3 separate regions of the Homo sapiens genome follow, and all the other regions are linked to region 2. A link is a contact called in ENCODE Hi-C or POLR2A ChIA-PET data. All regions are on one chromosome and are shown on one strand. The core of a region is the stretch at or near the end of the contact, and the rest is flanking DNA. Distances in the headings are between cores, read along the strand shown.

The links. A loop is a pair of places that touch in the nucleus more often than their neighbours do. ChIA-PET counts read pairs that join two places held with the same protein, here RNA polymerase II (POLR2A). Pooled maps may share reads with other maps.
Region 1: a loop to region 2 is called in a pooled map, with 7 times the contacts of the local background. The contact joins two enhancer-like sites. A Hi-C loop is called at or near these places in 2 of 37 single-sample maps with no recorded cell type and 5 of 50 pooled maps. POLR2A ChIA-PET finds 5 or more read pairs at or near these places in 1 of 52 experiments (naive thymus-derived CD4-positive, alpha-beta T cell).
Region 3: a loop to region 2 is called in a pooled map, with 4 times the contacts of the local background. The contact joins two enhancer-like sites. A Hi-C loop is called at or near these places in 2 of 37 single-sample maps with no recorded cell type and 4 of 50 pooled maps.

What each region holds. Positions count from the first base shown.
Region 1 is chr13:41,915,457-41,919,058 of GRCh38, forward strand. The region is part of intron 2 of VWA8 (von Willebrand factor A domain containing 8); the gene reads right to left. Among named protein-coding and RNA genes, the nearest start is that of VWA8, 44 kb to the right of the region's middle. RefSeq lists enhancers at 1,240-1,319, 2,429-2,548. Within about 2 kb of position 1,300, at least 6 of the 41 ENCODE cell types and tissues checked have a DNase peak (open chromatin) inside an H3K27ac peak, as active enhancers do.
Region 2 is chr13:43,044,190-43,048,180 of GRCh38, forward strand. All of the region lies in intron 1 of DNAJC15 (DnaJ heat shock protein family (Hsp40) member C15), which reads left to right. Among named protein-coding and RNA genes, the nearest start is that of DNAJC15, 23 kb to the left of the region's middle. RefSeq lists enhancers at 1,409-1,458, 1,559-1,618, 1,960-2,635. Within about 2 kb of position 1,487, at least 16 of the 41 ENCODE cell types and tissues checked have a DNase peak (open chromatin) inside an H3K27ac peak, as active enhancers do.
Region 3 is chr13:41,463,882-41,467,557 of GRCh38, forward strand. RGCC (regulator of cell cycle) reads left to right here. Exons shown (of 5, transcript NM_014059.3): 3 at 2,942-3,049. Among named protein-coding and RNA genes, the nearest start is that of RGCC, 8.2 kb to the left of the region's middle. RefSeq lists a silencer at 623-837 and an enhancer at 1,331-1,590. Within about 2 kb of position 1,455, at least 24 of the 41 ENCODE cell types and tissues checked have a DNase peak (open chromatin) inside an H3K27ac peak, as active enhancers do.

The DNA.
Region 1 (3,602 bases), core at 50-2,549, 1.1 Mb before region 2:
ACACCACTGATATTTTGTGATGGTAAATGCAATGACCAAGATGGTCTCATCCTGCCCAGTATGTCAATGGCACCATAGTTGAGAAATATTGTGTAGTCATTATTTTTTCTCAAGGCCTCTGTTGCCTGCACACCACTAATGAGTTTGTCACAATTAAGCCCAGAGAAAGAGTTTCTCTCTATTTCCTTTACCTTCTGAAAGATAAAACTTTTAGCGAGGAAATCAGTAGAGAATAAGTTCTACCTTTAGAGTAAGTCTGTAGGAGTTGTCAGGATATCTAAGGCTCTCATCATCACATTCCAATTTTACATAAGTTTCTTAATACATATAAGCTACTTCTGAATCCCATGGCTGGCCTTGTAGTCTATGGCATACCTTCACAAAGAAAATACATTTTCCCTGCTTTTATTCTCCCTCAATAACAATACTAATAATGGCTATAATTTATTGCATTCCTATCAGGTACCAGGTAAACATACAAACGATTTTTCACATAGGATCTCATAACAATTCTAGAAAGCAGCAGACCTATTGTATAAAGACACAGATTCAAGACAGATTGGCTGGGTTCAAATTCCAACTCTACTATTTACTAGCTATGTAACCTTAATCAAGTTATTTAACCTCTCTGCTCAGTTTCCTCATCTGTATAATAGATACAATTGTACTTACTTATAAAGTTGTTATGAGGATTATATTAAGCACTTAGAACAGTGTCTAATAACAGTAAATGCTGTGTTTGTTAAATACTCATTACTCCCATTTTACAATAAGAAAATCAAAATTGGAAATGTAGTATCATTTGTCTATAGCTGCTAAGTCCATAAACCAAGATTTATACCTAAGTTGTTTAAGTCCAAAACTTGTATTTCAGTCATTATGTTCTACAGTCCCTCCAAAAGCTTTTCAACAGGTGTCCAGCTTCAGGTGCAAGACTTTCCCTACAAGTGTGGACCTCTCAGGGCTACATCAAATTTAGCAGACTTGCTGTTCCAGCCATTAGTTCTACTTCTTTTTGGTGGTATCAATGGTATGTTTTATTCCTTTTATTAAAATTTCAAAGTTATTTTGTAATGAATATTATGTTATCAGAGGATCTACTTCTCAAAGAAAATCCAACTTTCACTTATTCATGTTTTAGTATAGCGTATTTTACCAAAAAGCATGTCTATATTTAATTTGTCAGGAAATTGCACTAAACTACTGAAAGAAAGCATCATGCAGTGCTATGTGGTATCTGTGGTATATTTTACATTAATGCTTGAAACTAGCTGTATTTTTAGAATGGCCTCAAGAAAACATGAGTCATACTTAAAAGCACGCCAGAAATAGAAACAAGATTCAAGACTGTACATTACGAACATCTGCAAAACAAAGTGCCAAACTGCCATGCATAACCTAATATAAACATAGCACAGTACACGAGAGAAATCCCCAACTTCAATGTTTTCAGGCACAAAATGCTACCTTCCAGGAGTCCACATAATAATAAACCGATGTCAAAATAATCCCAAAGAGCTTGATCCTATATTCTAAGATTCCTTTTCTATGTAAAGATAAAAACATGTAGTTCATACTGGCCTAAATCCCTGATTCAATTCCTAACCAATATTTGTTTTCAAAAAATATGTACTATTTTTTGCCCAGCCATATTCAAAGGCTTTAAAGTAATTTTATCATAGTTATCTAAATTATAATTTTCTCCCTTCATGAACTCAAATTTTCATACATATAAAAGTTAAAATTAAAATTCTAGAAAATTAAGCATAGGTCAGATTCTATTATAATAAATCCTTCAAAACTGTTGATGTTTTCTTAGTATCCCAAAAAGCAGCATAATATAATGGAGGAAAAAAAAAAGTCTTTGAAGCCAGACAGACCTACTGTGATTTTTCATCCTGTCTTTTATCCATGTCCTTAGACAAGCATTTTGACTCTTTCAGGTCTGTTTCCTTATTTTCTTTTTTAAATTTTTTAAATTATACTTTAAGTTCTGAGATACATGTGCAGAACACGCAGATTTGTAGTTTCCTTATTTTCAAAATAAAGATAATAATACTTATTGAGTATGGTTTGTGAGGATTATAGGTAAAGCACCATGCCCAGTCCCTCAGCCAATGAGAACCAGGTACGGGAGAATTATTCAAGTCTCATCCTCACCTGCAAACTCCTATCTCTGCTGTGTACCCTGGACACCAGGCTGTATAGTGTGGATTTGGTGGATATGAATAGGCTCCTGAGTTTACACTCAAATTACCTGCTGGGCCTAGAGGCAAATCTGAAGAATAAGGGAGAAAGGAACCCAGTACTTACTACATCCTCACTGGTAAAGCCTATGTTAGAGTACTTTCACTTGACATTTCATTACCATTTCATCACCCCACAAAATAGCTCAGAAAGAATCTACATCTAGGCCCATAACATGCCCCTGAATTTGATTTTTCTACCACATCACAACACAAGATTTCAAAGGAAGCATGACTAACCTCCTCACTGCAACTACGTGCTCATCTGCTAAACTTTCCCCTATTTACCATGTAACATTCTGTAGTTAGATATAATGGACATGAAGGGTGAAAATATTTAGCACCAAAGTCCTCATTATTTACAACACGAACTAACTGAACTAAAAAATTAATTTATTCACACAGCTATATTTATTAAGGACCTACTATATGCTCAGCACCAAGAATACAAAGATGAATAAAATAAGGTTCTTTGAAGACATCAAAAGAAAAATACATATATAAAACATCAGCTTACGTAGCTTATATAAAGCCAATCATTTATAAAGTGGGCTGATGTTTCTATGATCCAATATAGCTGTTATCAAAACTAAATCTACAGCACTGGCCAGCACAGTGCTCAGCACAGAGAAGATATTCAGCTTTTCTTAAAATTGGAAAAATTCATCAATATGTATGAAATAATTATACATATCCATATTCAATGACTAAGTGTCATGTTGTTCACTTTTTGTGTAAGGGTACAAAAATAAGAGTATACATGTATATTTGCTTGTGTTTGTATAGAAAAATGCAAGACAGATTCCCCTGAAACTAATACTGTGAGAATTAACATGAATGAAAATAGGGGTGAATATATAATTTCTCAATGTATATCTTTTTATATTGTTTTGATTTCTGAATGACAAAAATATATTAGTTCTGCAAAAAAGTTATTTTTTTAAAGTCATGCTTTAGAAAATATTTTACATAAGGAAATGTCCACAATATGTTGCTTTATGAAAATGGTCTGTACATACAAAAGTATGGTCTGCAAATAAAAAAAGGTAAGAAAACATTCTGTATATACAAAATAGTATATACAGTACATACTATTATTTTCTTAAATGATACACATATACATAGTCATTTTTTAAAACACTAGATACGTTTCACAAAGATTCAAGCCATACAAAGTGTGTTCTCCGACCAAAATTAAATTAAATTAGAAATTAGTAATAAAAAGATCTTTGGAAAATCTCCAAATATTTAGAGACTAAACAGCATAATTCTACATAGCACATGGGATCATTGCTAAGTGGTATCAGTAAGATGGCTGACTTGAAGTTCCTAGCACTCCTCCCCCATAAAAAAACC
Region 2 (3,991 bases), core at 237-2,736:
GAACCTAATAGTAAGACAGCATAAAACACTGAGTTCAGCAGAAAGTGATTTGCTTGTGATTAACCCTTGAGAATTAACTCACTGCAAGATAACAAAGAATGAATGTTTTCCAAACATCTGGCTCATTCTTCTTTTCCATTAGTAGATGAGACCTCTCCATTTACCCTCTAGGTGTTAGGAATTCTCATACTGTTTCACTTAGGCTTTATCATACTCGTCACGGCATATTGTTAGAAAGTAAGTCCAAAAGAGAGTTCATGACATACCCTTTCTCTGCCACAGACCTCTCACAGTCCTTGCAGCAAAAGGCAGTTAGTGTCATTCTTTTAGTTGTTCAAGACAATAACCTTGACTCTTCTCTTTTCCTTTTAGTTGCTCAAGACAACTAAAAGGTCCTTTTAGTTCCTTTTGGTTGCAAAGACTTTATTTTCTTTGTCTTCCGAGAGACTTTTGGATATATTTACCTGGTCCAGGGTATTTTGAAGCATGACCATATGTTAGATTCTTAATTACGTTTAACTAGCATTGTCCATTATATTTTCTCATTTCAAAACCTTGACTCCATATCCAGTGTCTCAGCAAATCCTATTGGCCTTACCTCCGAACTCTATCTAGTATCTCACCACTTTCCTCATTTCCATCATTAATCGCTGTAGCCCAAGTGACCATTATCTCTTTCATGGATTATTTTAATAGACTTACAACTCATCCCCATGCCTCTGCTTTTCATCCTCTACAATCTATTCTCAACATGACAAGTAGAATGATCCTTAGAATTTTAATTGAAATAATCTTAGGCCTCTGCTCAAAACAATGATGTACTGTATCACTCGGAGAAAAGCTAGTCTTTATGTTGACCATATAAGGCCCAGCATGATCTGCTCCCCTTGTGACCTGTTCGACCTTGTTGCCTATTTTTTTCTCTTTCTCTTCCTGCTGTATGCACACTGGCCTTCTGGCTATTCGTTAGGCACACTGGGCACACCTGTGCTTTAGGGACTTTACACTTGTTCCCATTGCTAGTCCAAAATCTAAGGAATCCTTTTTCTTGCTTTAATTTTTTTCCAAAAGTCATTTTTTTCAGTGAAGCTTGCCCTACTCACTTTAAATTTGTTGCTCTTGTAGCAGGACAAGCCGCAGGCAAAACCTCTCAGACATCGAGTTGTAGAAGGAAGGGCTTTATTCAGCTGGGAGCATCGGCAAGCTACTGTCTTAAAATCCAAGCTCCCCGAGTGCACAATTTCCGTCCCTTTTACGGGCACACAACACTAAAGATTTTATATGAAAGGGTTGTGATTGATTGAGCAATCTAGGGGATATGTGACGGGGTTTCATGCACTGGTAGTCAGAGTGAAACAGAACAGAGCAGGGAGTTTCACAATGTTCTTCCATACAATGCCTGAAATCTATGGGTAACATCGGGTTCTAAGTCATGAGTTGATTTTTAACTACTAGGTTTAGGCCATGCAGGCTCGGGCGTGGTTTTGGGCCTGGGGCCAGGCTGCCTGTCTTTGATTTCACTTCCTTGTTTTTTTCTTAAAACAGGTACTGAGTATAAAATATAAAACAATGTGAGAGGGTCTCTCTCTTCCCTCACTCTCACCATACAAACACATACCTACTTCTTTATCTGCTTAATTTTTTTCCATAGCACAAATCACTGCGTAAAATAATTATATATTTTTCCTGTTAAAATTGTTTGTTGTCTGTCTCTCTTGCTAAAATGTACCTTCATGAGGATAGGGATTTTGTCTGATATATCCCTAGGGCTTAAAATCATGACTGGCACATAGTAAATACTGAGTATTTATTGAATTAATTAATGAACCAGTCAGAGATGGGAAATAGCCTTCAAGTGCCTGTTTGCTAAATTACCTAACCTTTTTATTGGGAGTTTATTTTCCTTAATGTTTGTTTAACAAATTAGTTATTCTTTCATGTTTTCCACATAACCTGTGGATTATCTTCATTTTTTTTTTTTTGTAAGGAAATTTACCAGACATAAGGTCCTAACTTTATTTTCTTTGTCTTCCGTGAGACTTTTGAATATATTTACCTGGTCCAGGATATTTTGAAGCATGACCATATGTTAGATTTTTAATTAAGTTTAACTAGCATTGTCCATTATATTTTCCCATTTCAAAACATAATTTCGGTCACCAGTATGGTACACATAAAATATGAGCTACAAGAGACATCTCGGTGGTGGTGAGAGACAGGACTAGTTGGACTTCCTAGGCCGACTAAGAATTCCTAAGCCTAACTGGGGAAGGTGACCGCACCTACCTTTAAACACAGGGCTTGTAACTCAGCTCACGCCCAACCAATCAGGTAGTAAAGAGGGCTCACTAAAATACAAATTAAGCTAAAAGCAGGAGGTAAAGAAATAGTCAAATCATATATCGCCTGAGAGCACAGGGGGAGGGGCAGTGATTGGGATATAAACCCAGGCATTGGAGCAGAGAGTGGGCAACCCCCTTTGGGTCCTCTCACATTGTACGGGAGCTCTGTTTTCATTCTATTAAATCTTGCAACTGCACACTCTTCTGGTCCGTGTTTGTTACGGTTCGAGCTGAGCTTTTGCTCGCTGTCCACCGCTGCTGTTTGCTGCCGTCGCAGACCTGCCGCTGACTTACACCCCTCTGGATCCAGCAGGGTGTCCACTGCGTTTCTGATCCAGTGAGGTGCACATTGCCGCACCTGATCAGGCTAAAGGCTCGCCTTTGTTACTGCACGGCTAAGTGCCCTAATCGAGCTGAACACTGGTTGCTGGGTTCCACCGTTCTCTTCCATGACCCACAGCTTCTAATAGCTATAATACTCACCACATGGCCCAAGGTTCAATTTCTTGGAATCTGTGAGGCCAAGAACCCCAGGTCAGAGAACAAAAGGCTTGCCGTCATTTTGGGAGCGGCCCACCCCATGTTGGGAGCTCTAAGACCAAAGACCCGCCCGTAACAGTGGTAAAGTTTCTTAAGATCATTTTCATGTCATTATACAAACTTTTAGAAAATGACGCTTTGCTAGATTTTGGAAATCCAAAGAAATAAAACACAGTCCCTACCTCCGGAAGCCTACATGTTGGAAGGGATTTGAAATAGGTAAATGAGTATTAACTAATGTAATATATATTACAGTAGAAAGATCTCCTGAGTACTATGGAGTACTGAAGAGTTTTGTTTGGGTGAGAGGTGAGTGAAGAAAGCTTTTTTGAGAAGATGAGCTTGAAGTTGATTGCTGAGTAAGATTTCCCAGGAGTAAAGCAGAGAGGAACAAAAGGAGTAAGAGTAAATAATATGAGAATGAAAAAAGGACCAACATGGAATGTCTGTGACGTTCACATAGGTGCTGGTTATTTTTCATAACCTTGTTTGAATCATTACGAGCATGTTAGGATACAGGTATTTGTATCTTAATTTTATAGATGAGGAAATGGGCCCAAAGAGAATAGCTTAGGATCACAGAATGTTGAATTGGAGCCCAGGCCTGATTAACTTGAAGCCCATGGACTTTCCATAGCAGCCCCATACATAGCATTCAGGTGTGAAGGAGTAGAAAGTATAAGGGGCTCATGCTTGCTGCATGGATGAAAAACTTGAAGGCTTATTTAGAAAGTAAAAGTTTAGTACGAGCCATGAGGAATGGGAAAGGGTACTAATTAATGATGAGGAAGATGATGGTACAGAGTAGGCTTGAAGGGCCAGCGGGCATCAGAAACCATAACTGTGTAATGATGCTATTTAGTGAGAACATAAGATTTTTCTTTAGCTAGACCTAGCAGTCTAGGATGAGGATTCTCTGTGGTAACTCTGCCACCATTTTGAAACCATTCGATTTCACTGACAATTTGCCATCTGTTGCTTTCTGCAGTGCTATTATGCATATGCCTGGAAGTTTTTAAATCCAAAATATTCATGCATTGTATATGGTCAGAGAGAATGCAGTGAAAGCTATGCTTTTTGTAATTTTTGACAAGTGTACTCTAAAGTAA
Region 3 (3,676 bases), core at 205-2,704, 1.6 Mb before region 2:
TCTTCCAACATTCAATAGCGTTTGGCCTCCTTGCCTGTGAGGTGAACAAATTGTGGTGTCTTTCTCCCCTGCAGAGGAGTGTACGTGGATGGAAACTTGCTGGAGAGTAGGGGCAGAAGAGAGCTGAAGTTCAAAGTCAGGGTAGGGCCTGTGGTGCATGCCGGGTGGGTGGAGTGAGCAGTGGTGTGGAAAGTTGCTCTCCCAGGCCAGCTGCTTGTGGGAGATAGAGAGCGGAGGTGTGGTCCCTGCGATCTGGGCCAGCCAGCCTCTGGGCCCAGGGATGGGGGCGAAGCTCTCAGGTATCCTTCATAGCCACGGATAATGTGCCAAGGGCCTGGTATTTTCTGGCTCAGAGTCTAGGCATGAGGCCTGCCTCCTCAGGACCCTCTGTGGTTTTCTTGCCCCTAAATTTTGCCTTATCTTCTCCCCATGAGTTTCTCAGGCTGTATTTGTGGCGATTCTCCTGGTGACTGCATGGTGACAACAGTAAGGCTTCCTTGCAGGTCTGCAGTGGGTGTGGCCAGCTTCCTGTGTGTAGGGGAAAGGGCTTCCCTTGGGAGAATTGGAGAGCCCACCTTTGGAGGTGGGCTCGGTTGAGGGAGCCAGCAGGAGGGCTTCCCAAGTAAGGTTCCACGGAGTCCAAGGGTCCTGAGAAGTAGTAGCAGGAGCACCACAAAGAAGTGTCCCGTGGTCAGGTACACTGGGGAAATGGGGCTGGTTTTGTTTAACCGCAAGTCTTTTCAGGATGTTGGAAGTGGGCATACCCATGGGAATGAGCAAGGCTGTTTGGTGTTTCTCAGGTGTACCTGATCACACAGCCCTCGGAGGACCAGCACTCTGAGGAATGTATTTTTGGGGAAGTGTAGGTATCAGGTCCAGGATTTTGGATCTCAGTCCATGTTCATCCTCAAAGCCCAGTGATGGTGGTCATTTCAGGTGAGCTGGGCTGGACCTCTGAAGGAAGCAAAGATTGTGAGGGTTGCTCTCAAGGGTCTTCTGGGCATGTTTGGAAAAGTGGACAAGATGGCGGTGTCAGCGAAAAAGAGCAGGGGGCAGGTGGGCCCCTGGGCAGGAGAGGGTGGGGGGAAAGGGAGCCAGGTGAGGCACCTGAGAAGTTGTGGCAGCCTCTTAGGGACAAAGCTGAATTTCCCTGAGACTAGAAACCTCTTCTTCCGAAAACTCTGATACTTTTTGTACTGGGCCTATCTCTTGTCACTTAGGCAAATTCCTTTTCAGTTAATGGGACCAAAGAGAGATGTTTTTGCCTCCCCCTAAGCTGGAGGTAGTTGGCTTAAAGTGGAAGAATCCCGAGGAGGCGGGGACCTGGTAAGGCCCCCATCATTCAGCTGCCCTCTCACACCTGAAGAGCCACTTCTCTGCTCCAACTGTGGCTGGCTTTGTGTTTTGTTTTAACCAGGAAGGCTGTTCCCCGTGACCTCAGGGGCCACATCCTGCTTCTGCTGCCTGCCTTGCCTTTGCACCCTTTGAGTCAGTGCTGCTCAGCCAGCAGCCCCTTTCTGAGTCACAGCCACACAGCTGGGCCAACCGTGCGTTGGTTTCCTTCCCCTTAGCAGGACTTAGAGAATCTCAGAACTTTAGAGCTAGAAGTGCCTTTAAGGATTATTTAGTCCGCCTTCCCATTCTATTGATAAGTAAGCTAGGCCCAGAGATGTACTAGCTCAAAGGCACCCTAGTACTTAGTAGTTGACTGGATGGTCCCCTTGACTCCCAGTTCAGCCTTGAACTTCTGGGGCCTCATCTTGCTGTGGTTCAAGTCTTTGGAGGTATGAGAATAGAGGGAGCCATGATGTCACTCCAAGTGTCTAATAGATGAACTTCCAGGAGAAGATGTCTTTATCTTTGACCTTCTGGCTTATCTGAAGAGTACAGACTCTTAGGAAAACCTCTCTTAAGTAAAAGAGAGGATTATTAAATTATAGGACAGCAAGAGAGCAAAGATCTCTCTTGAGCAGGGAAAGAGGCTTAAGTCATGGGATACTGGATGTTTGTATTTTAGGAGGCTCAGAGGGCAGAAGGGACATATTTCACTTGAGATGATTCCTTTTGCCTAAAATCCTTACCCCCACACTCCCACCATCAACCAAGCACTGGTCATGATGATCCTATCACCCCCTTCCTGTATTGGGGAAGCAAGGGCCTTTGGTATACTTGATTTGACACACACACACTCTCTCACTTCTCACTCACACTCTCACACTCACATGCTCTCACACACACACTCTCATTTTCTCACACACACTCCACACTCACACACGCACACACTCTCACACACTTTCTCACACACACACTCACACACACTCATACACTCACACACTTTCTCACACACACATATTCTCACACACACCCACACTCACACACTCATGCACACACACACACTTTCACACAAACACACACACACACTTTCTCTCTCACACACACACACTCCCTCTCTCCCCTGTCTCGAATCATTTTGGGGGCATAAACATAAAACCTGGAAATCAACCTGTTTTCTAATCTTTTTTTTTGAGACAGAGTCTCACTCTGTCACCCAGGCTGGAGTGCAGTGGTGTGATCTTGGCTCACTGCAAACTCCACCTCCCAGATTCAAGCGAGTCTCCTGCCTCAGCCTCCCAAGTAGCTGGGGCTACAGACACACACCACTATGCCTGGCTAATTTTTGTATTTTTAGTAGAGATGGGGTTTCACCATGTTGGCCAGGCTGGTCTTGAACTCCTCATCTCTGGTGATCCACCTGCTTCAGCTTCCCAAAGTGCTGAGATTACAGCCGTGAGCCACCCCATGCCTGGCTGTTTTCTTTACTATAGAGTTGCAGCTTTGGCTTATTTTGAAGACAAATTGTTGGTTATCAATAGACTATAAAGTGCTAAGTCTATAATCTCATGAGTACTATTTCTAATGAGTATATTTTCCTTCCTGAAAGGTGCAGATTCACTTTATAGGAACAGCTTCAGCTTCAGTGATGAAAAACTGAATTCTCCAACAGACTCTACCCCAGCTCTTCTCTCTGCCACTGTCACTCCTCAGAAAGGTAAGGTCATTAGTTGGAATTTGAGTTTTTTGCTTTTTTATTCCTCTCTCCTTCTCAATCCCTTCTCTGTCCCTTTTATCCCTAAACAATCTTTCTCAAATGTACAAAACAAATAGGTAAGACTAATGTCTTAATACTGTAGAGTATACAGTGGAATTTTTTATTTCTCAGGATTTTAATCAGTGTGAACATGAAATCAGATAATTTGGGGCAGAAAACCTGAAGTCACAGGGAGAAAGAAAATTTGGAGACTAGACTGTTCTCTCTCATGTGATGTAATCAAGACTGTGCAAATGACAGTGTTTCTTAGGAGTCTCCTCCCAGACTTGTTGGTTCTAGAATTTAAAACTCAGCAGTTTGCCTTTGCAGATAGTGGGATTCTTTTTATTGCATTAATTATTTAACCAATGCTTTCAGATGACCAATTTAGCAATTAAATGGGGTTGTCATTATTAGATAAGCTATGATCTAACATGATTTAAAATAGCAGCTCCAGCCTGTCTCTACTGTGGTATTAATAGACCTAAAATGTCTTTAAAGATGCATGAGCAGTTTCTTATTTTTTGGAACTGGTAAAATGTCTCCAGCTAGAGAGTTGAATGTTCTGTTACATTGGACAAGTGCCTT